2 separate regions of the Homo sapiens genome follow, and region 2 is linked to region 1. A link is a loop called in an ENCODE intact Hi-C map of the cell type or tissue named here. Cell type or tissue: IMR-90. All regions are shown on one strand. Each heading gives the region's core, and the rest is flanking DNA. Links, peaks and the distances in the headings are about the cores only.

The links. A loop is a pair of places that touch in the nucleus more often than their neighbours do. Peaks named below come from ENCODE experiments on the same cell type or tissue, not always from the same donor. Only the 100,000 strongest peaks of a DNase experiment are listed, where the experiment ranks them.
Region 2: it touches region 1 in a loop (7-fold over the local background); 2 of 110 quality-filtered maps call a loop at or near these places.

Annotation. Positions count from the first base shown.
Region 1 is chr4:176,775,400-176,786,280 of GRCh38, forward strand. The region is part of intron 1 of VEGFC (vascular endothelial growth factor C); the gene reads right to left. Among named protein-coding and RNA genes, the nearest start is that of VEGFC, 12 kb to the right of the region's middle. In IMR-90, for the core only: no CTCF peak of the experiment used is centred there; DNase peaks (open chromatin) are centred at 2,872 and 3,332; H3K27ac peaks cover 3,130 bases.
Region 2 is chr4:176,675,524-176,686,404 of GRCh38, forward strand. It overlaps VEGFC (vascular endothelial growth factor C), which reads right to left. Exons shown (of 7, transcript NM_005429.5): 7 at 8,015-8,517. The coding sequence ends at 8,403. The region is part of intron 2 of HAFML (HuR (ELAVL1) associated fibroblast migratory lncRNA); the gene reads left to right. Among named protein-coding and RNA genes, the nearest start is that of HAFML, 27 kb to the left of the region's middle. In IMR-90, for the core only: no CTCF peak of the experiment used is centred there; no DNase peak of the experiment used is centred there.

The DNA.
Region 1 (10,881 bases), core at 1,562-9,561:
AAAGAGCTTGAGTATATTTAAAATTGTGTTGGACAGCCTGTTTCTTAGGATAACTCTATATGTCAGCCAATCACATTTTTTGAATCACCTCTAAACATTCCATTGACTTTTGTAATTGCAGTTAAAACAGTTCATGTGACATATGCAAGCAGTTGTTGACAGATGAGAAGATAAGCTTATAGGCCATGTATTGTATTTCCAGCTGTTTTAAATTTAAATTAACATTCTTTCGTAATTTCTAATTTTGATGATTATGATGACAAATTCAGGCTTGCAAAAGCCTAGACTCAAACTAGATTTTTGAATAGTTCAAGTGTTTAATTACTTATTAATCTGAATGAAGTACGTAATATATTTTCTTGTTTGCATTTGTTTTTACTATCAGTTCTGAGACTTCTCATCCAAGTTTGTCCTCTCTCAGTTCTTTCTAGTTACCATTTCCCAAACAATCAGAGATGGTCAAGGGTCATTCCCACGCTATTAACACTTTTAAAAGCTAGAAGAAACAAAGGTATAGGCTTACCAAAAAAAAAAGAACCTTTATTTATTTGAAATGTGGCAATTGAATAAAGCTTCTTAAAGTATGTACAAAATATAAACACATAACATTTTAAAGGAATCTATCAGCCAAGCAAAGAATGTTAGGTTATAAACACACAAATTATCTTAACCCTAAGGGTCAATAAATTAAGATCATGATAGTACAACTTTGGAAAGTTACTCCATAATCGAGGCAACATATTAATTATTAAAATCTTGCTTTACATAAGTCTGAAAGTGTTATTTTGAGAAACAAAGGTAAAGTTTTAAAATTATAAAACATTTTCTGATTTCCATGGAAGGAAATAAGGGAACAAGAAGAAAAGCAGTGCCTTAGCAAAAAAAAGCAAAAGTTTTCCCATAAATCCCTGCTAGATTTTCTCTTATGAGCAAGAACTATTCGAGGGCAACATTAGCTGCAAAGGACGCTGGGAAGTGAGTTGAATTTTTTTCTTCGTTTTTTAAACTGGGTACATGTGACCTCAAACACAATTTGGTCAAAACTACATTTAAAACCTCCAATTAACACTTTGAATTACACTAAAATAAAAAGGAGCCAATGAAGAGAGGCACAATACAAAACATATGATCAAGTTCACAATGAGTAGAAGCAGCACAACTGTGCCCTATATTTCACAGGTGTGGCCAAGGCCACCTACAGAAGAGTCGTACAAGAGAACCAAAGCCAAAGAGAGAGAAGAATATGGGTCAGAAAAGAATCATCACATCCTGATACTGACACACAGTGGACCAAGCCCTAGCTTAACAACTGTCCTTTATTCAATAAAATATGGTGCAACGGCCAAAGATTTATGGCAAAAATAGAAAATTGTTAACATTCATAAAGTTTTAGGTGTGTTTTATTTTGCTTGGCTTTGGTTTTTTGTATCTATCAAAATGAACAACTTAGACATGCTAAAAGTTTTATCATAGTATCAATATTTATAGTTATTCCATTATTTATCTTTAATATTTTAAATTATAAATAGCACAGTAAGTGTTGTATTGTTCTAATATCTCCTGCTTTAATATTTATTACACAGCATAACTGGACGGGAGATGTTTTAACTTCACTGAACATTAAAAACTACTGGCCGGGTGCGGTAGCTCACGCCTGTAATCCCAGCACTTTGGGAGGCCGAGGTGGGTGGATCACAAGGTCAGGAGATCCAGACCATCCTGGCTAACATGGTGAAACCCCATCTCTACTAAAAAAAAATACAAAAAATTAGCCGGGCGTGGTGGCGGGCGCCTGTAGTCCCAGCTACTCAGGAGGCTGAGGCAGGACAATGGCTTGAACCCAGGAGGCGGAGCTTGCAGTGAGCCGAGATCGCACCACTGCACTCCAGCCTGGCCGAGACAGCGAGACTCCGTCTCAAACAAACAAACAAAAAACTACTGCATGGGCTTTGAAATAGCTATGTAACTAATTGTTATTTTTTGCTTCAGTCTAAGTTCTTGTCTATATTCATATACCATAACAAATGAGTCACTATTGTCTATATAAAACTTTTAAATACCTAAAACACTTTACATCTTGGAATCTTATAGAATTGGAATTTTACTGAATCTTATAGAACTGTTTTCCTCAGATTTTATATAATACCTAAATACTGGCTTATAGGCAATAACTAGCTAAATAATAAACAAATATTATGAAGTGACATATAGACATATAAAAGCAATTCTTGTTATATATAGGCCAGGCTCCGTGGCTCACACCTGTAATCCCAGCACTTTGGGAGGCCGAGGCAGGCGGATCACAAGGTCAGGAGATCGAGACCATCCTGGTTAACATTGAAACCCTGTCTCTATTAAAAATACAAAAACTTAGCTGGGCATGGTGGTGGGCACCCGTAGTCCCTGCTACTCGGGAGGCTGGGGCAGGAGAATGGCATGAACCCAGGAGGTGGAGCTTGCAGTGAGCCAAGATTGTGCCACTGCACTCCAGCCTGGGCGACAGAGCAAGACTTTGTCTCAAAAAAAAAAAAAAAAAAAAAAAAAAAAAAAGCTATTCTTGTTATATGTAGAGGATCTATTTTATAGTCAAAATGTGCCTAAATATATGGTTCTTCAGCTTATTTTACAGCTTATTTTACTTGAAGGTATAACCACATTCTAAAATAATCTTTCAAATACAACAACTTGGTATCTTTTCTGTTTATAGTTCAAAATGAATTTTTTTCCCCACAATTATGATCACTGAGATGCTGAACTTGAATCAGAGTAAAGCATAAATAGGAAAAAACAACTACAAAACAGAGGACAATACGACTTCACTTGCTGATGGTCTAGCTGTGGCAAATGCAGTTTCCTCACAATAGACATACTTGCTGGCAAGCTCTGATGACTAAACTGTGCTGGAAGTTACACAGAATTTCGATTGCTATTTGCTCACAATTATAATTGGGAGCAAGAAAGACAATGCCAAAAGGAAATAAAACACATATTTAGGAAAAAAAAAACAAGTAAATAGGAGCTTTTTCTAGTAAAGAATGCTAGTAGAGGGCAAGTTGTTCCTTAGGATGCCCCCCGCCACCAACAAAAAGTCTTCAACAGCCAGCCAGAGGCCAGAAATCCCAAATTATTTAACGCTACTACATATATTATAATCAAATGTTGGATCAAGTAGGAATAACCCAATTAAATAATTTTAGCTAAATCATCTAACTCTGATGGCAAGTTATTTTGTTGAACAACTAAAGATTTATAAGGGCTATTGTAAATAATATTTACCTCTCAATTACCACATTCCCAGAATAGAAGTCATGCTTTGATGACTAAACATGGCCCGGCGTCAACCCCTGCTGCAAGACATTTGCTCTGATCTAAACACCCCCTAGTTTGCATGTACAGGGACAAAACCTTCTCAATTTTCTAAGAATATTTCTTTCTGTCCTCATAAACTCGAGATATTCCCCCTAAAAAAATGCTGATTTCAAAATTTAGCAATGGAATAAATCAGTTTGACAAAATTTTAACAAAATTTTACATGTTGCCAAAGACTGGCCACCTTCTGCCCCCACCACCAATCAATCAATCATCACAGAACAGGAAAAAATGTCTAATTCTTCAGATTAAGTGCACACGCCATATGCTAGAATGTATAGTGCTGTATTTATGAATATAGTCTATGTACTAAGTTTTTCAAGCCATAAAACTAGCTAATATTACATTAAAATCAAAGCTATCCTAATATAATAACATCATGTATAAATCAAAATAGTGGGAAGATGTACAATTAGAGATGAAAAGACAACAGAGCTGATAGAACCTGATTTTCCAAAAGAATTTAAATTTAAATTTAAGAAAATCTAGTCCCAATATATAGTATTTTTTATAGGATGATATTTATATAAGTAATACAAGGTGGTATAAACAATGAATAATTCCTCACTGTGATGGACATAGTTATTTTGTCATTAGTAAAAGTAGTTTGAAGTAAGAAGTTATTGGAAGAAGTTTTTTTCTGGAAGAAGTTTAAAATGTTTTAATTGCAAAATAGTATACTGGAGTAAAAGAATAAAAGGAAAGAAAAGAATGTGTAATTTATAAAGAAGATTTGCATAACACGTGTCTAAAATTTTGGTTTAAAAAAGAGTACTACTCTTTCTGTGAGCACCCAGGGGCACATCATCAAGTGGGGTGAAACACTTTCCTCTGGAGTGAAACATTAACCTCTAAGTTACAATCACTTTTAACCTCCTGAGGAGACCATGCTCCTGGAATGACTGCACATTTTCCTATTGCACATAGGAAGGGAACTGCTAATGTCAGTGCGAAAGCAAAGCCCCCAGATAGGAAAAAAAAAAAGATAAAAGGCTCCCTATCGATTTAATTAACTCAAATGTTAATACGTTAGGCTTAGAAAACCAGAAACTGTTCTGGACAAGAATGAACTTAAACATGGACAGAAAACAATGTGCGAATGTACCACCAGTGAAATCATGTGTCTTCAGAACTTTGTGTGCTATTAAGTTGGAGTGAAACCCACAGTAACATGTATTAAAGCCCATGTTTAAGACATCTTGGTCATATTTTATTAAAGAACGACAGCTCTTAAACATGTACATCTTTAACTGGAACTTGTTGCAGTTCTTAGTAATGGCAACTGATTGCTTGGCATTTTACAGGGGTATCTATTAAAACTCTTTTCTAGGCCAGGTGTGGTGGCTCACGCCTGTAATCCCAACACTTTGGGAGGCAGAGGCGGGCAGGTCACCTGAGGTCAGGTGTTCAAGACCAGCCTGGCCAACAGGGTGAAACCCAGTCTCTACTAAATAATACAAAAATTAGCCTGGCATGGTGGTGCGTGCCTGTAATCCCAGCTACTCAGAAGGCTGAAGCAGGGAGAATTGCTTGAACCCGGGAGGCGGAGGTTGCAGTGAGCCGAGATTACCCCACTGCACTCCAGCCTGGGCGACAGAGCGAGACTCCATCTCAAAAAAAAAAAAAAAAAACTCCTTCTAACCCATTCACTAAGCACTAAGCACGCATTTAATACCCATGTGTAATACACAGTGCACCAAGGACAGCATGGAGTTCATCTCGACATCACAGATTTAATTTTAGCTGTACATATATTAATTTATATCATTTCAATGATTGAATGGAAAATGAAATTATATCTATACAGTTATATTAAATTTAAATCAGGCATATGTGTCCTCCTCCTTCCCAACACATTGCAGATATTTAACAGGGGTGTAATAAAGTTAAACTCAACATCAAGGATACATTTAATTAGGAAAATAGCACAGAAAAGCAAAATTTGAATTTCAGGTGTTTTGCACTAGAGGAAGCCCGAGCGTCAGTCTTCTACGTGTGTCGTGTTAACATGACTTGAGGCTGTCACACTAGCACTGCTCCTAGTTTTAGACAGATAGAAGAATAAATGTCAAATCAACATGGCACAAAAAATCACCAATTTTAAATATTTTCAATCTTTAATTTACTAAGTTATGTGTCACTGTGTGCTATATTATAGTAATAAAATAACTACACTGTGCTCTCATGGACATGAGCACAAAGGTACATTTTTCTAAAGTAAAACAGAATTGGTCTCTAACAGAGCAGGCTTCACTGCTACCAATATTAAAGGAAAAAAAATATTGCATTAAAATTTATGACATCATTATTTGCTTTAATGTGTATCTGAAGCAGCTTCAAATTACCCAATTGTTAAGTGTGATGGTCATGACTCATGAATAATTTTGGCCTTAATAAAATTCTAATTTGGCATGGACAGACACCAAAATTAAAAGAGAGATCTAGGACTCAGAGAGAACAAACAATGAATCACTATTATGTTAAAACTAAAATTTGGCTCTGAGACAAAGGGATCAGTTTGTTTTTTAGGGAAGTCATAAATGTCATGACCTGTAAGCAAACATGAATCTCAGTAAGTGTTCTCTTTTTTCAAAACATAAACTTGGAAGAGGACTTTTAAAAGGATAAAGTAACTAAATACACAAAACAGACACAAACAAAAAGAAAGAATTAAAAATATTCCATGTAGGCAATGATATTATAGTAAATTAAATCACAGTGATTTAAAATAGCCTCGCATCTGGTATCTGATATCAACTAGCTACTTCCAAGAAATTTGGAGTGAGTGGAAATAACAATCCCTTTTACAGGTTATAGGAATTCAATCACAGGATTCATGGCAGCTGTGTGGTCACTTCAGTTAAAACAGAGTAGTCAAGACCATTTTCTTTAACATTTCAGTCTGATTTGCCAAATTCATCCACTCTTGGGGCAGGGAGGGACCTGGAGGGGCTCATTTAATTGTAAACAAAGACAAGGGAAGGTGAACTGTTTTCACTATTGTTCACCAAGTGAACTATTTGGTAAAATCATTACCCACACATCCTTTTAGGTAAGGTGATTATGTTTGTCATTTCAGTAAAAGGGCGTTAAACTTTGAACACTGCTTGCCTGAAGCAGATTAAGTAGTCGGCTTCCCATACCCTATTCAATTACCACAAGGGAGAAAGTGCTGCCTGTCTCAGAGTGGCACTCACTCACACGCATGACTCTTCCTCAACTACCGCAGTGCCAAGGTCTGATTATTTTCACAAATGTTTCATCCTTTTCCAATATTTTAACAAGTTGGAACCAAAAGTATTATCAAGTTCAAGACTGTTTCTTCTACATAAAAAGAATATTAAATAAGCAGTTATTTGAATCCTGTTTCTAACAATAAAAATGTAAGCAAAGCACTTGTAAGAGAAAAAGAAATTAGGCTGGAACAGCGGCTCATGCCTGTAATCCCAGCACTTTGGGAGGCCAAGGCAGATCACTTGAGCCCAGGAGTTTGAGAGCAGCCTGGGCAACTTAGTGAGACCTCATTTCTACAAAAAATTTTAAAAAATAGCTGGGTGGGGTGGCACGTGCCTGTGATCCCAGCTACTTGGGAAGCTGAGGTAGGTGGATCACTTGAGTACAGGAGGCGGAGGCTGCAACGAGCCACGTTCATGCCACTGCACTGCAGCCTGGGAAATAGAGTGAGGCCTGTCTCAAATTAAAAAAAAAAAAAATTTTTAAATAAAAAAAAGTTGAGAGAAAAATAAATTAGTGTGACAATGAAAAATTACTATGAAGAAAATCACATTAAAATGTTAATTTGAATTCTATAATTGGGAAAACATAATAGCACTGAACTATAAAGCTTCATTTTATTATATGCTTACATACAATTCTAATTCTGAAATACAAATATTAATACGAAAATTGCTTTTAAAAAGATGATACAGTATCTCCATAGAGATGTGAATGAATAATATAGTATTATCTAATTTTTAATGTACTTACATACTACCTGAGGGTCTATTTAGTGTTTAGTGCTTTGTTCCAGTTCCAGTCAGAAAAAAAATTCTGTTTAAAAATGTGGTATCTGGTCAAAAGTTCTAAAATACTCCAACTAACATCTGCACTGGAATCCTAGGGAAGTGAATACTTTCTGGATGTTACTGAATCAAAAAAATATGCTGTCAGCTGTTCAAGAGCTGGGAAGTGTGTCCACCACTGATTTTTCCTCCCTTTTTCCTGTCTGCTCACGGGCCTCCAATGCCCCCAGCACTGTAGTCTTCAGCACAGGGTAACCACGCAAGTCACAGCACTGACTGGCAAATTGACAAAGAGAACCACCAAACAAAATCAACTATTTGGAATAAACTAGAGTACTCAAGCAAATCAGCTTACTCTCAGAGAAGGAAAGTATCTACTCCATAATTCATCCCAGTGTCCCAGTGTCCGCACATCTCAGACAGCACACGCTGTACTAGTTACCATTCTGGAAGAGGGTCCCTTAGGAACAGTGCAATCACATTTTCCTAAACAAATTCACACAAGTTTAACTCTGGCATATAGCATTCTCCCCTTAAGTTTTCTTTATATTTTCCTCAGTGAAATTGTTGATATTTTAGGTATTCTGTGATGATTTCATTGTAAATTTAGAATGCATATTTATTTTTTGTGGCAATAATATAGATGAGATATTTACACATCAAAGTAGCAACATTAGCATGTTTCATTAATAAACATTTAAACTTGAAAATGTATATGCTCTGAATATATTCAAGATGAGTTCATATTAAATTATATGGCATTATAAAAAGCTTATGTGTACCAAAATCCTTTACAGCCAAATGACCTAAGTATGAATGAAGCACATAAGGAGACAGCATCATCCCAGATTCTTTGGTTTGGTGTGGTCTATGGACACCTGTGCTGCCCTCCAGGAGAGGAACAAACCCCGGCACCCAGGGGAAGTGGGAACATATTATAGGCAGAACTACAGTATGTAGCCTCCAGACACTGAATGATTAAACACCCTGCATTTCCTTCACCTGTTTCAAAATCAAACATCAGTATTATATCCTCTTGCTATATTTTAGAAATTGGGAAAATTGTCAGTAATTTATAATTTTAAAAATTTAATAAATTAGTTGCAAGGTGCTGAAGAATCACAGTTATGTCATATGTCTAGGACATAGTACTTACATGCTATATTCTTTGTTTGTTTTCTGATCATGAAGACTATCTATTTAACACAAATTTACAGAAAGCTTACTATATGCCAATCATGGTTCCAAGGGCTTTATATGTATGCACATGCTGTTTTTTTTTTTTTTTTTTTGAAACAGAGTCTCACTCTGTTGCCCAGGCTGGAGTGCAGTGGGGTGATCTCAGCTCACTCACTGCAACCTCCGCCTCCTGGGCTCAAGCCATCTTCTCACCTCAGCCTCCAGAGTAGCTGTGAATACAGGCACGTGTCACCATGCCCAGTTAATTTTTCTATTTTTTGTAGAGATAGGGTTTTCCCCATGTTGCTCAGGCTGGTCTCAAACTCCTGGGTTCAAGTGATCTACCTGACTCAGACTCCCAAAGTGCTGGGATTACAGACGTGAGCCACCACACCTGGCCTATATACACATTCTTATCCTCAAAACAACCTGATTAAGCAGGCATTAATTATATTCTACATTTTGGAAGAGGACTTTTAAAAGGATAAAGTAACTAGGCTGGGCGTGGTGGTTCACACCTGTAATCCCAGCACTTTGGGAGGCCGAGGCGGGCAGATCACGAGGTCAGGAGATTGAGACCATTCTGGCTAACATGGTCAAACCCCGTCTCTACTAAAAAAATATAAAAAAAAAATTAGCTGGGTGTGGTGGTGGGCACCTGTAGTTCCAGCTACTCAGGAGGCTGAGGCAGGAGAATGGCGTGAACCTGGGAGGCGGAGCTTGCAGTGAGCTGAGATAGCACCACTGCATTCCATCCAGCCTGGGCTACAGAGCCAGAGTCTGTCTCAAAAAAAAAAAAAAAAAAAAAAAGATAAAGTAACTAAATACACAAAACAGACACAAAGAAAAAGAAAAAATTAAAAATTAAAAATTAGCATCTACTCATTGTGCTACAAAGAAGCAGAGAGAAACTAAGTAACTTGTCCAAGGTCACACAGGTACTAAGAGGCATCCTCAGGACATGAATACAGAAAGGCATGTCCATACCCTGTGCTCTTATCCACTGCACTGCATCTCTAAACAAGTTACGTCACTGACACAAGCAACAGTTATGTGACTGAAACAAGCAGAAATATTGGCAGTGAGTTCTTCCAGGCGCTATCACAGGCAGTGTAAACAGAGTGCATAGGTTCTGCAGTTAGCAAAATAGCTAGCTTTGATCCCAGCCTTTATCACTTATGACTGCATACTTTACTATTGCATAAAAGTAAGAGAAAATGGTAATTTAGGGATGAAGTTTTAGGTAAATTAAATTACAAAATAAATGTCTAAATAGAAACCTTTCAACTATAGAAGTCAAACCACATCTTTCTGGTCTACCCCAAAATATACATCTTTCCACCTGTCCAAATGAGGACAGGTTGAAGCCAAACTTCTTTAGAAGTGAGTCTTTTAAACTTGTAAGTATTACCTTTTACACAAAGTTGTGCATTTGAATATTTCCTCTTTCAGTATGTCCTTTCTCTAGTAGGTGGCATCTCTTGAGTTTGAGTAAATTATTCCACCATATTTAAAAAAACCTTTTATAAGAACAGCCAAAGTATTTATATTGTTTATTTGGTAGTTTACCCACCTCCTCACATCCCCACTCCCACCTTTCTGGTCTCATTTTTAGCAGATTTTAAAAAGCAGGAATTTCCAGGACACTTTAGGGTTCTCTCCTTCTCTTTTTTTTCAATTGCCCACTGACCTACAAATAAATGTGTGTGCAAATATAGAGATTCTAATCTTGTACACTTCTGATTGTCTAAATATTCTATTTCAATGAACTGTCTACAAATTCTTAACCATGCAAGAAAGAACACGTAAGTCACACTTGGCAGTCTGAAGAACTATTAAGCGGTGTATGCATGAATATGTGTGTGGGGGGTTCTGTGTATGTGTATCTAAGCATGACCACTGTTTACACTGCTTGCTTCGTTTGGAATGCAAACCATAATGGCAGAGATGTCTATTTCTATACTTTTGTAAATGTATCCAGATAGCACAATGATGGGTGCCTACAGTAAGTCAAAAGTAATCACCACTATCATCGCCAGCAATCAGGAGCATATAGAGGAGTTCGAATACCATATATGGGTGGCCACTGTAATGAGAAAGGCAGAGTCACTGCCAGACACTTTAAGAAACCCTGCAGTTGAAAATGGCTTCTGAGAAGCTTCTGAGAAGCTTCTGGTCAGCTTTCTTAGACACTTCTGTGCAACAATGCCAGGTTAAGCTCCTTAAAAACCTCACTTTCAGCATACCACTAAAGAATCTTCATTGGCTCCTGCTGCTTTCAACTCAAACTCAGACTTTCTCTTTGGTTTTC
Region 2 (10,881 bases), core at 1,178-9,177, 100 kb before region 1:
CCTTACAATGTGGGGCATCAGACTATCAAGGCAGCTATTTTTAAGTCCGACTTCGGAGCAAAATCCAGTTCATGCATACAGATATTTTATCATTTTTACTTCAAGCTCAGTAAAGCCGTTTTTCAACAAGCTCTCTCAGGTAGAGTTTTCAGTATAACTTGAATAATTGAGCTAATTGTTCTCTCTGCAAATCTCCAGATTGTAAAATTCTTGTTTACTTTTCTTTTATCCCCAGCTCTCAACACTACTCAGATACTCTAACTGTCTTGGGATATTTTCATTGGTTTCAAAATGTTTGATTCATATTCGACTTTTTCTTGCTAATTAAAATTTGGGCACAAAGATTTCTAAGGACTGAATTGTGTCCCCTCCCCCAAATCCATATGTTCAAGCTCTAACCTCTAATGTATTTTGAGATAAGACCTTCAGGGAGGCAACTAAGGTTAAATGAGCTCATAAAGGCGGGGTCCTCAGCCAGCAGTACTGGTGTCCTTGTAAGAACAGGAACAGATACCAGATCTCACTCTTTCTCTCTCCATATGTACAGAGAAAATCTATGTGAGAACGTAGTGAGAAGGTGGCCATCTGGAAGCCAGGAAGAGAGGCTTCACCAGAAACCAGCCAGGATGGCACCCTGATCTTGGACTTCTAGCCTCCATAGCTGTGAAAACATAAATTTCTGTTGTTTAAGCCACCAGCCTGTGGTATTCTGTTAGGGAAACTCTACCAGGCTCTACCAGGGAAAGTGGGTTTGAAAATGCAACCTTCTGAAAAACCTAGGCATATTTGGATTTGCATCTATTTGCATCTGGATTTGCATCAAACAGGGAAACCTCTGTATGAAGATGCAAAGTCCTTGGTAAAATAAATTTTCATAAGAGAAGAGAGAATCAAGGCATATGAATTTGGTGAAAGAATTCTTAAAAGTTCAGGACTGTCCATAACTTTATTTGTAAAAATGAGAGGTTGACCTCTACAATTACTGAAAACCCCTTCTAGGTCTAAACCAAATTCCTCGAATTATCTCAGATGCAGACAAGAGACTGATGATTGTTTAAGTGAACTCTGCAAACTCCAATATCCCTCCATTATTGAAGCTCTAGTTTCCCGGAAGCCCAGGGAATAAGTTACCACATGATGTGGACAAATAAGAGTTCTCTTTCCTACATGCCCTAGAGGGTGAGTTGTCAAGCTTGACTGCCCACCCAGATACTGAGGTAGGAGGTGGGGCTCAGACACTGGACCAAATGGAGGACTAGCTAAAACAGGTCCAGGGAAGAAGCACCTCCCCCTAAGACAGGCCCACCAGTGTACCATGTCAGCTTACCATTGCTACAGCAACACCTGGAAGTTAGCACCGCTTTCCACCACAATGACCTGAAACCTCAGAAGTTACGACGCTCATCCTAGAAATTCCTTTATAAACTTCCCCTTTATTTGCACGTAATTAAAAGTGAGTATAAATATGACTGCAGAACTGCCTCTTGGCTGCTATTCTGGGCACACTGCCTACGGGGTAGCCCTGCTCCACAAGGAGAAGTACCTCTGCTGCTGCTTCAATAAAAGTTGCTGTCTCACACCACTGGCTTGTCCTTGAATTCTTTCCTAGATGAAGCCAAGAACCCTCCCTGGCTGAGCCCCAATTTTGGGGCTTGCCTGTCCTTCATCAATATGATAGGGACAACTGAGCTTGTAAATTTCTCACACAAAGAGCAAGCCAGTCATATGTCTTGTTAGAAAAAAAAAATCACAACCAAATTCTCAGGTGATCCAAAATTTCATGTAAAAACATCTGCTTTAAATCTAGAAATTAGGAAATTATTAGTTTCTTCATGCTCTCTCAAAAGCAATACACCATTGTATGAATAATCATAGATGATGTGGCATTAGAGTGTCCATGTGCACAAGTAAAGAATGAAGTTATTTCATGCCAAATACCTTTCACTGTTTTATTTCAGACTTTTACCACTGAAATTTTCAAACAACCATCACGGTATTTATCTCATTTACTTAATAAATACCACAATCCAATTCAAATACTGCTGAAGAGATAATATAATTTTGTCTTTACCATTCTTGTTCACAAATTGCAGAAATTTCTCTGTGCATTTCAAGACGTGACCACACCTTCCCTATCCCTGTCCCAACAGGTCATGAGACCCCCCTCATGTTTTCTTAAAATTTTAGTGTTCCTGCTTTTTCTCTTTTGTTTTCCTTTCTCACCCTTCCTTATTTTGTTCCATATTTTTCCTTCCTACTTTCTCCTTTTCTTCATTTCCTTTCTTCCTTCGTTTTTCCCTCCCTTTTGTTAGCAAGTCCAAGTGCTTGTCTGTGGCCCTTTACTTACTGCGTGCTCTATGAGGAGAATGAGCTTCAAAGGTATCATCACAATTAAGAAGTGCAGTATTAAAATGGGTATCATTCTGTCAATCCAAAGCCTGGGAAAGAAAGGAAGGAAGCTGAGAATGTTTGAACTTAAGATTCCAAAATCTTATCTGATTCCTGGTATTGTTTTTCCTGTGATAGCTATTATTGAGCAGCAGTTGCCAAAAATATTGTGGAGTGGAAACATTAGAGTATGAGTGTAAAGAAAGAAATAATAAAGGGTTAAATCATATTGTTTAAGATGAGAAGGTGATATAGAAAAAAAAAAACTAGTGCTTTGAAAAAAACCTGTATAGAAAGGAAATATGAAGTGTGAATAACAGGGAGAAGCCATTTGTTACATATTTAGGAAGGGCTCTGTGAAATCTGGATGGCGTGTGTTTAGCGACGTCACTAATATCAAAGAAAAGGAGTCCTTTTAAAATTGAATGGACAGAGTTACATTTTTTATAGGTGTAATCATATTTCCAATAAAGAAATTCAATGGACCAGGCATGGTAGCTCATGCCTGTAATCCCAGCACTTTGGGAACCCAAGGCTGGCGAATCACTTGAGGTCAGGACCACTCGAGACCAGCCTGGCCAACACGGTGAAACTTCATCTCTACTAAAAATACAAAAATCAGCTGGGCATGGTGACGAGTGCCTGTAATCCCAGCTACTCGGAGGCTGAGGCAGGAGACTCACTTGAACCCTGGAAGTGGAGGTTCAGTGAGCTGAGATCATACCACTGCACTACAGCCTTGGTGATAGAGTGAGATTCTGTCTTAAAAAAAAAATTACTGAACAGAGCTATATAAACTATATACATTTGAATATAAGAAAATGAATTTTCAAAAAGGCTAAGAGGATGCACAGCTGCCTTAAAATAATGAAAAAAATTCCACATGACTTTAATGGCACATTAAAAATATTGCTATAAAGTCCAATGGTGTTGAATATTCCTGAAAACTTTTTTCTCTTTTTAAAAGTATTCAGAAATTTTCTTTGTAAAATTAAGTATTTTGGTTTGAGACATTTTCAATTCTTTCTTAGCTGGAAATTCATTACTCAGTGAATTTTTAAAAAGTTTTTAACAGTGTTTCACCATCATTTCTATCCAATCAAAACAGTTATTGCTGGTAGTGTGGACAGTCATCGTCATGTTTCATCAAGTCTGATATATAATCAGTCCTGGTGGGTGAGTCTATGGGTAGTATTCAACATTTTGACCTCTGTACTTACAATTATATAGATGTCAAATCCCAGAAACAAAGGTCCAATCCCTAATGAAATCCTATCATCAGAATGCCATATGGTAACAACATTAGAAATTGATTTTTGCTTCAAAGGCCTTGCCTGGACTGAATACAGTATATGTGCATCTGATTGAGCTTTGGAAGGCATGCACGAGAAGTCTTAATTTTTCCTTCCTTATGAAAGTTTCATGGTTTAATTTTTTTCAAGATGTTTGAAAATAAATTTTTCAAAGTCTTTATCCATATCACCTTTGATATGAAGAAATCAGGAAGAATGATGCTTTGAGCTATGGAAATGTGTTAGGATTTAAGAAGTAGAATTAGAATTATAGTATAAGGCTGATATGTTTTTCATTTATAATTTTTTTACATGCAACATTTTTAAAAGATAAATATTTCCTCTTAATGGGGTCAGTAATCTCAAGAATGCTGTGTCCCTGGAGTTCTTAAAATGTTCTGGTTTTGCTTTCCCCTTGTACATAGTTTAGAACAAACTTTGTAACTTCAGAGCCAGGATTTCATACACAATTTTAATCCAACTCTTTCCTTCACAGATTAACATGCTGAGACTCGGGAGGTGGTGATTTGCCTAGGGACACAGAAAAGTAAGGATTAAAAACTTAGTTTAGGATTCCCAATCCAGAGCTCCTTCTATTACAGTATGCTTCTTTAGACAACGAGTTGTTAGTTATGTAATGAAAAGAACATATGAAACTGGCTCACACTTCCATAAGCTAGCAGATAGTTATTCCCCACTTTAAAAATATCCATATAGGGCAGGGCGCGGTGGCTCACACCTGTAATCCCAGCACTTTGGGAGGCCGAGGTGGGCGGATCATGAGGTCAGGAGATCGAGACCATCCTGGCTAACACGGTGAAACCCCGTCTCCACTAAAAATACAAAAAATTAGCCGGGCATGGTGGCAGGCACCTGTAGTCCCAGGTACTTGGGAGGCTGAGGCAGGAGAATGGCGTGAACCTGGGAGGCAGAGCTTGCAGTGAGCCGAGATCGCACCACTGTACTCCAGCCTGGGCTACAGAGCGAGACTCCTTCTTAAAAAAAAAAAAAAAATCCATATATACCAATAATTCAAACATACGAACAGATAAATTAGTAATTCTTTCATAATTAATTACTTTATGACACGATATGTGTCACTGACTTCCTTAAATTGTTGTTTGGGTGTACGATAGACACTTTTATTTGGATTTATTCAGGACTTTCTAGAATTCATCTAGAAAAAATCAGACACATTCCTGCTCTTTCTTCTGTAGCAGAGTGAAATACTATTTTTATGCTATTCTCATTTTTAATTTAAAAGGTAAAGTCCCTAAAAAATATCCTTTGGAAAACCTGCTAATGAAAGCTCAGATCTTGGGGACAGCATAGCAATGTAGAAGAGTGTGGGCCGAGAGACCTGTGTATTCTCTTAGCCCCAGCACTTCCTAGACAGATAAACATGGGAGCTTCAGTATGTAGGTAAGGAGTTTCATAAGCTTTGCCGTATTCATACAGCAAATGTATGAAACAATTGCTGTAATATGAACTCTCTCACCTGTTGTGTCTGTTTCTTCTCTCTCATCCACTGAGTAAAATTCCTTCATAAGCGGGGTATCCCTTGAGAAAGCCTAGTGCCTAGAGATAAGTTCATGACCCTTTCTCTTTTCTTTAAAGTGCATTCTAGGTACGTCAGTGAATTCAGTCTTATATTTGCCACTCAAACTTGTTTTGAGTGGTGTGAATACAAAGAACAAAGGTTATTTTTAGAAATTCTAATAATGGAATCTGTTTCAGCCAAGCAGTTAGTAAATGTCAAAAGCTTTCCCCCAAAAAATCTGGACGCTAACTCTTACACAACTGCTCACCAAAACAATTTTTCCTTGAGTCTTTTAAAAGGAGTATGTGCTATTAGGTTTCTGGACATAAAATTCTGTTTATAAACTTTCTAAGATTTGGAATATACTAACTGCTTTAAGATAATAACTGCTGCGAGCTTCCAGAGTTTTCTTAACTTTATCACTTAGGTTGACTGAATTGGCATCTCAGGACTTTCCTGCAAAGTTTATGAACATTCTCACTGTAGTTTTTAGCTTTTTTGCTGCATCATATTTGTTAATCTAATTAATTGTTTAGCTTTATCTTTAGTCCATTTTCTTCACTGGCTACACAACATCTCACTCATTATAATGTGTTGAAGAGGGATTTTTATGGTCCACATAAAATTGTTTGCAAGTATCTTCGGCAATATATTATCTTTGTTTACGATACTCTCACTTTTGGTCAAAATTATTACATCTCCAGGGACAAGATTAAATAGTTTTTCTGGCATGATTCAGGCTTTAGTTTTTGATTTCGTGTTTTCATTCTTTGGTTTACCCCAAAAAACTAATGTTTAGCACACGGTTTAGTTTGTTTTCAAACCTGATAACGTATGACAGTCATTGTATCAGGTTCTACTATTCTTTACATGGCCTCAGGGTGCTTACTGAAACTTAGAATATATTTTACTCCTAATTTAGCTTAAAAATTAATGAATATATCAAATGTAAAAATGATTGGCCAGATCAACAGTAACAGATTATGTAATGTTTATTTATATTCCTTTTGGCTCAAATAAGATGAAAAAATGAATCTTAGCTGAATTTCAAAGATGATGAGCATTTTATACACTAGGGATTGTGATTCCCTATAAGATGAAAAGAGGTTATTTTGATCTCAATTTTCGTTTTGTAATCACCCATTGTCAAATTTACTTTTCAAAGTTTTTTTTTTTAACTATTCTTAAGTTTGAAAACTTTCTAGACCTTAGCCAGTATGTAGAATGCCCAATGCATATGTTGACTGCTGACAAGCTTCAGAGCCATTGTTACTAAAAAATAGAAAAATAGTCTATAATTCGTAAATGAGAGTGTTTTGGAAGACTGCTTTCCTTTTCCAGGACATAAACAACTTTACTTCATGAACTAGATGATAATGCTGTACAGAGCACACAGCTGGAATTCAGTAACCATTGCACTAAAACCATTTTTTAAAGTTAGTATTGAAAACAGGATATTTTCAGGGCACTGACTTCCTAATTAAACAGTTTGAAAGAAAACATTATTTTGTAGCAAAATATATAGATACTGATATTTTGTATCATACTGATTTGTCACCTATACCAGTTAAAAATGTTTTAGTGGGCTTCTGTAGTCCCAGCTACTCGAGAGGCTGAGGCGGGACAATGGCTTGAACCCAGAAGGCAGAGCTTGCAGTGAGCCGAGATCGCACCACTGCACTCCAGCCTGGGCAACAGAGCGAGATTCCGTTTCAAAAAAACAAAAATGTTTTAGTTAAATTAATGTGCTACCTTTACATGCTTATGAGGAATATTTTCTCTTTTCAGGACTAATTATTTTTATACAGTAGTTATGATGTACCAGTATATAATTCTCTGTCAACGAACAAACCACTTATTTGGTTTTATTTATGCAGGCAAAATCTTTGTTTTAGTAAAAGGTATTTTAGGCTGGGCACGGTGGTTCATGCCTGTAATCCCAGCACTTTGAGGCCGACGTCTGTGGATCACTTGAGGTCAGGAGTTCGTGATCAGACTGGCCAACATGGTGAAACCCCATCTGCACTAAAAATACAAAAATTAGCCAGGTGTGCCGGCACGTGCCTATAATCCCAGCTACTCAGGAGGCTGAGGCAGGAGAATCACTTGAATCCGGGAGGCAGAGGTTAGGGGCAGTGAGCTGAGATCACGCCACTGCACTCCAGCCTGGGCAACAGAGCAACACTATCTGAAGAAAAAAAAAAAAAAAGATAAAGGTATTTTAGTGTAATGCCTTTTTGAAAATGAAACAAGCACTTCAATTGTGTGGCTGAAATGTTTCCTTTTAAACATGCATGAGTATTTAAATATTATTTTTAGTTTTTTTTTAAAATGTATTGGATAGGAGCACTTCCACTCACAAAAAGTATTTTAGCTGGCCAGAAAAAGTCAAATATTTGGAAAAGATTATTTTTGAGAAAATATTTAAAGCCATTTTAATATATACTGCAGGATTTTCTACCAACGTAAGATTCTGAATGTTCTCAGAGCACTGAATGACTTTTAATCACAATGCTAAGTAGTCTATCTTACAAGATGTTTCATATTGATTCACTTGGTCATAAATTCAAAAGTATCATGTACTAAAATGTTTATAATCATTAAACATATAAGAGATGAAGCAATAGCATTCTGTTGTCCTCTGACACTCTCTTTCACAGGATCATACTTTTTATCATAGTAATACATATGTGACATCTGGTTAGAGAACAAAAAAGGGCAGAGAAAGATCAGTGTCTTCATGATAGTAGTTTTCGTTCATCATGTAAGATGATAATGGACTGAACTTAGCAGCTTATAATACAATTTTCATTTTATTTTAAACATATTTTGCATGATATAAAAATATTGATCACAGTGAGTTTTACCAATTGTTGTTGCTATAAAAATGAATGCAGAAACAATATTTTTAGTGGAAATAAATTATATAGTCATTCTTTTAAAGAAATCACAAGAGGAAAATCTTGGCTGTTTGGTCATTGGCAGAAAACCAGTCTTTACAAGAGGCCTTTTGCAGATGAGCTCCAGTCCATTTCTGTAAAGTTATCCACATGGTTCAGGAAAGACAGACTTTTGTCTTTGTTAGCATGGACCCACAAGGGTCTCTCTGTTCACAGACAGTTCTACTGTGGCAACACAGTTTTCCATAATAGAAAATCGATGAACTGGAAAACAGTACAATCTTAGCTCATTTGTGGTCTTTTCCAATATGAAGGGACACAACGACACACTTCTTCACTATATGAAAATCCTGGCTCACAAGCCTTCTGGCGGTTCGTACATGGCCGTCTGTAACAGCTAGGAGAACAAACAAGAACACACTTACGTTAAAGATCAAGGCAATGGATTCATCATGCTACCAAGGTATTTCTGTGTTTTTAAATTTCAGACTGGAATAAAATTACTAATTTTATGACGAAATTGTTCATAGGTTTAAAAAAGTTTGTTTCTGCTTAGAATTACAACATTTAAGAGGAATGGAAAAGCCTTAAAATAAAAGTCTTGCTTGCTGATATAACAAATGGAAGGATGAGGTATTGTAAGCATTAGTTCCTTTGAAGTGCTCTTTGCTTCATGGGTGAAAGAAACATAAAACAGAAATTCTGAAAGTGAACACTGAAGGTCTGCTGACTTACTGTGATCACATAAGCATGGCAGAATTCACATGAGTCTGGGACTTGTATGGGACCCAGACTTCCAGGCAATTAAACCCAGCCATGTTGGCAGAACTGTGGTCCTCAGTGAGCAGCCCCACCCTCACTCTTGTGTCTCTACTTGGCAGCTGGCTGCATGACGGTGACTAACTCTTCCTTTCCACCTTGGCTCCAGGTGAAACAGAGGCATTCTGGGGCAGGGAGGTGAGAAGGACAATACTCAGCAGCGAGGGTCCCCTTCCTCCCATCCTAGACTTCCAGTTTCCAGTAGCGGTGAGAGGACAAATTATCAATTGGTCAGTGTGTCTCCTGCCCTGTTGCTCCAGTGAATTGAGGCTTCATTTTTTGAGACAGAGTCTTGTTCTGTCGCCCAGGCTGGAGCGCAGTGGGGCAATCTCAGCTTACTGCAACCTCCGCCTCCTGGGCTCAAGCCATTCTTGTGTCTCAGCCTCCCGAGTAGCTGGGATTACAGGTATGTGTGGCCACGCCTGGCTAAGTTTCTGTATTTTTCATAGAGCCAGGGTTTTGCCATGTTGGCTGGGCTGGTCTTGAACTCCTGGCCTCAAGTGATCTGCCCGCCTTGGCCTTCCAAAGTGCTAGGATTACAGGTGTGAGCCACCACGCCTGGTGAGAATTGGAGCTATCTTTTAAAAACATTTTGGAGTATGAGCATGCCTAATGTGTGGGAATAGGTGTAAAGGGAAAAGTGCAAGATGACCTGAGGTGGAAATCAAAAGTGTGCTATAAAAAACCCTACACAATTTGGTTTTGACATTTCATTTATTTGGCTCTAGAAAAGAAAGCATGTCTAGTTAATTTTTCTTAAACTTTGCAAATGCAAATTCATAGTTATGACTACTGGTATTCCTCTACTAAAAAGGGATATGATACTTAATGATCCATAAAAGCTGTTAATTAAGGCAATGAACCAAAGAATATATACTCTGCCTACTGCACTTTGTAATAGATATTAAGAGAGAATGAGGAGAATATATATTTTCAAAATATGATATTTTCTCTTTTGCTCCAATTTATATCACAAAGCTTGGAATTATACACTTAGAAAAATGAATCTAGGATGAGTTGCAGTAAACAGAGTCTTTTTGAAAGAATGTATAGTATTAGGAGAAATGCAATGATAGAAATATTGTCTGTGTTCATATAATTCTGTAGAAAAGTAGGTATGCAGACATAAGAATTTCAGATTTTTCAATGTATACTAAATTCACTCAATAAGAATTCAATATAAAACATAGTTTAATAAGGCTTAAAAAGATTTAGTATCTATATCCTTCTGAAAATAGTAGCATATACATTTTTGAAATGTCCTCTTGGTTATTACAGTAGGAATATATAGGTAAAATTGGAATATAGTTCTTTCTCAAAATAAAATTATACCTATGATGTACTTTGCAGTATAAGGGAAGAAAAATATAATCAATGAGATAGCCAGATCCACTAAAGCCTTTTTATCCAGTAGCTAAAATATTAGTTTAGGAAAACCACCAAAAATATACATTAAAATAAGGACACAAAACTCTTGAGAATAAAAAGATGAACTCGTTATATACTGTGGAAAAATAATAATGAACATTAGTGAAGATAGTAAATAAATGAAATACAAGCTTTTTTCTGTTAAAAAGAACATTATCTACCCATATGTAAAGAATGGATGTAAAAAGAGAATCCAGTGAAAGTGATTAAAAACAAATGGTCTGAAAATTAAGTAGACAACTAGGAAAGTACAATGTCATGTCATAGAAGAGGTGAGCTTAAAGAAAAAGGCCATGGAAAGGACAGGTTACCTAAGGACAAAATTCTCTGTTGGATTTGGCAACTATGAGGCCAATGAAACGTTAAACAGAGGTTTAACATAGCACTGTAGGCCATAAACCAGGTTTTAGTTGGTTGAATACATGGTAGGTGAAAGAGGTGAAAACAAATGCCTCGTTTTTGAGCAGCTTTGAAGAGAACAGACCTGGGTTGCTAAAGTTTGCTCAACTTCACA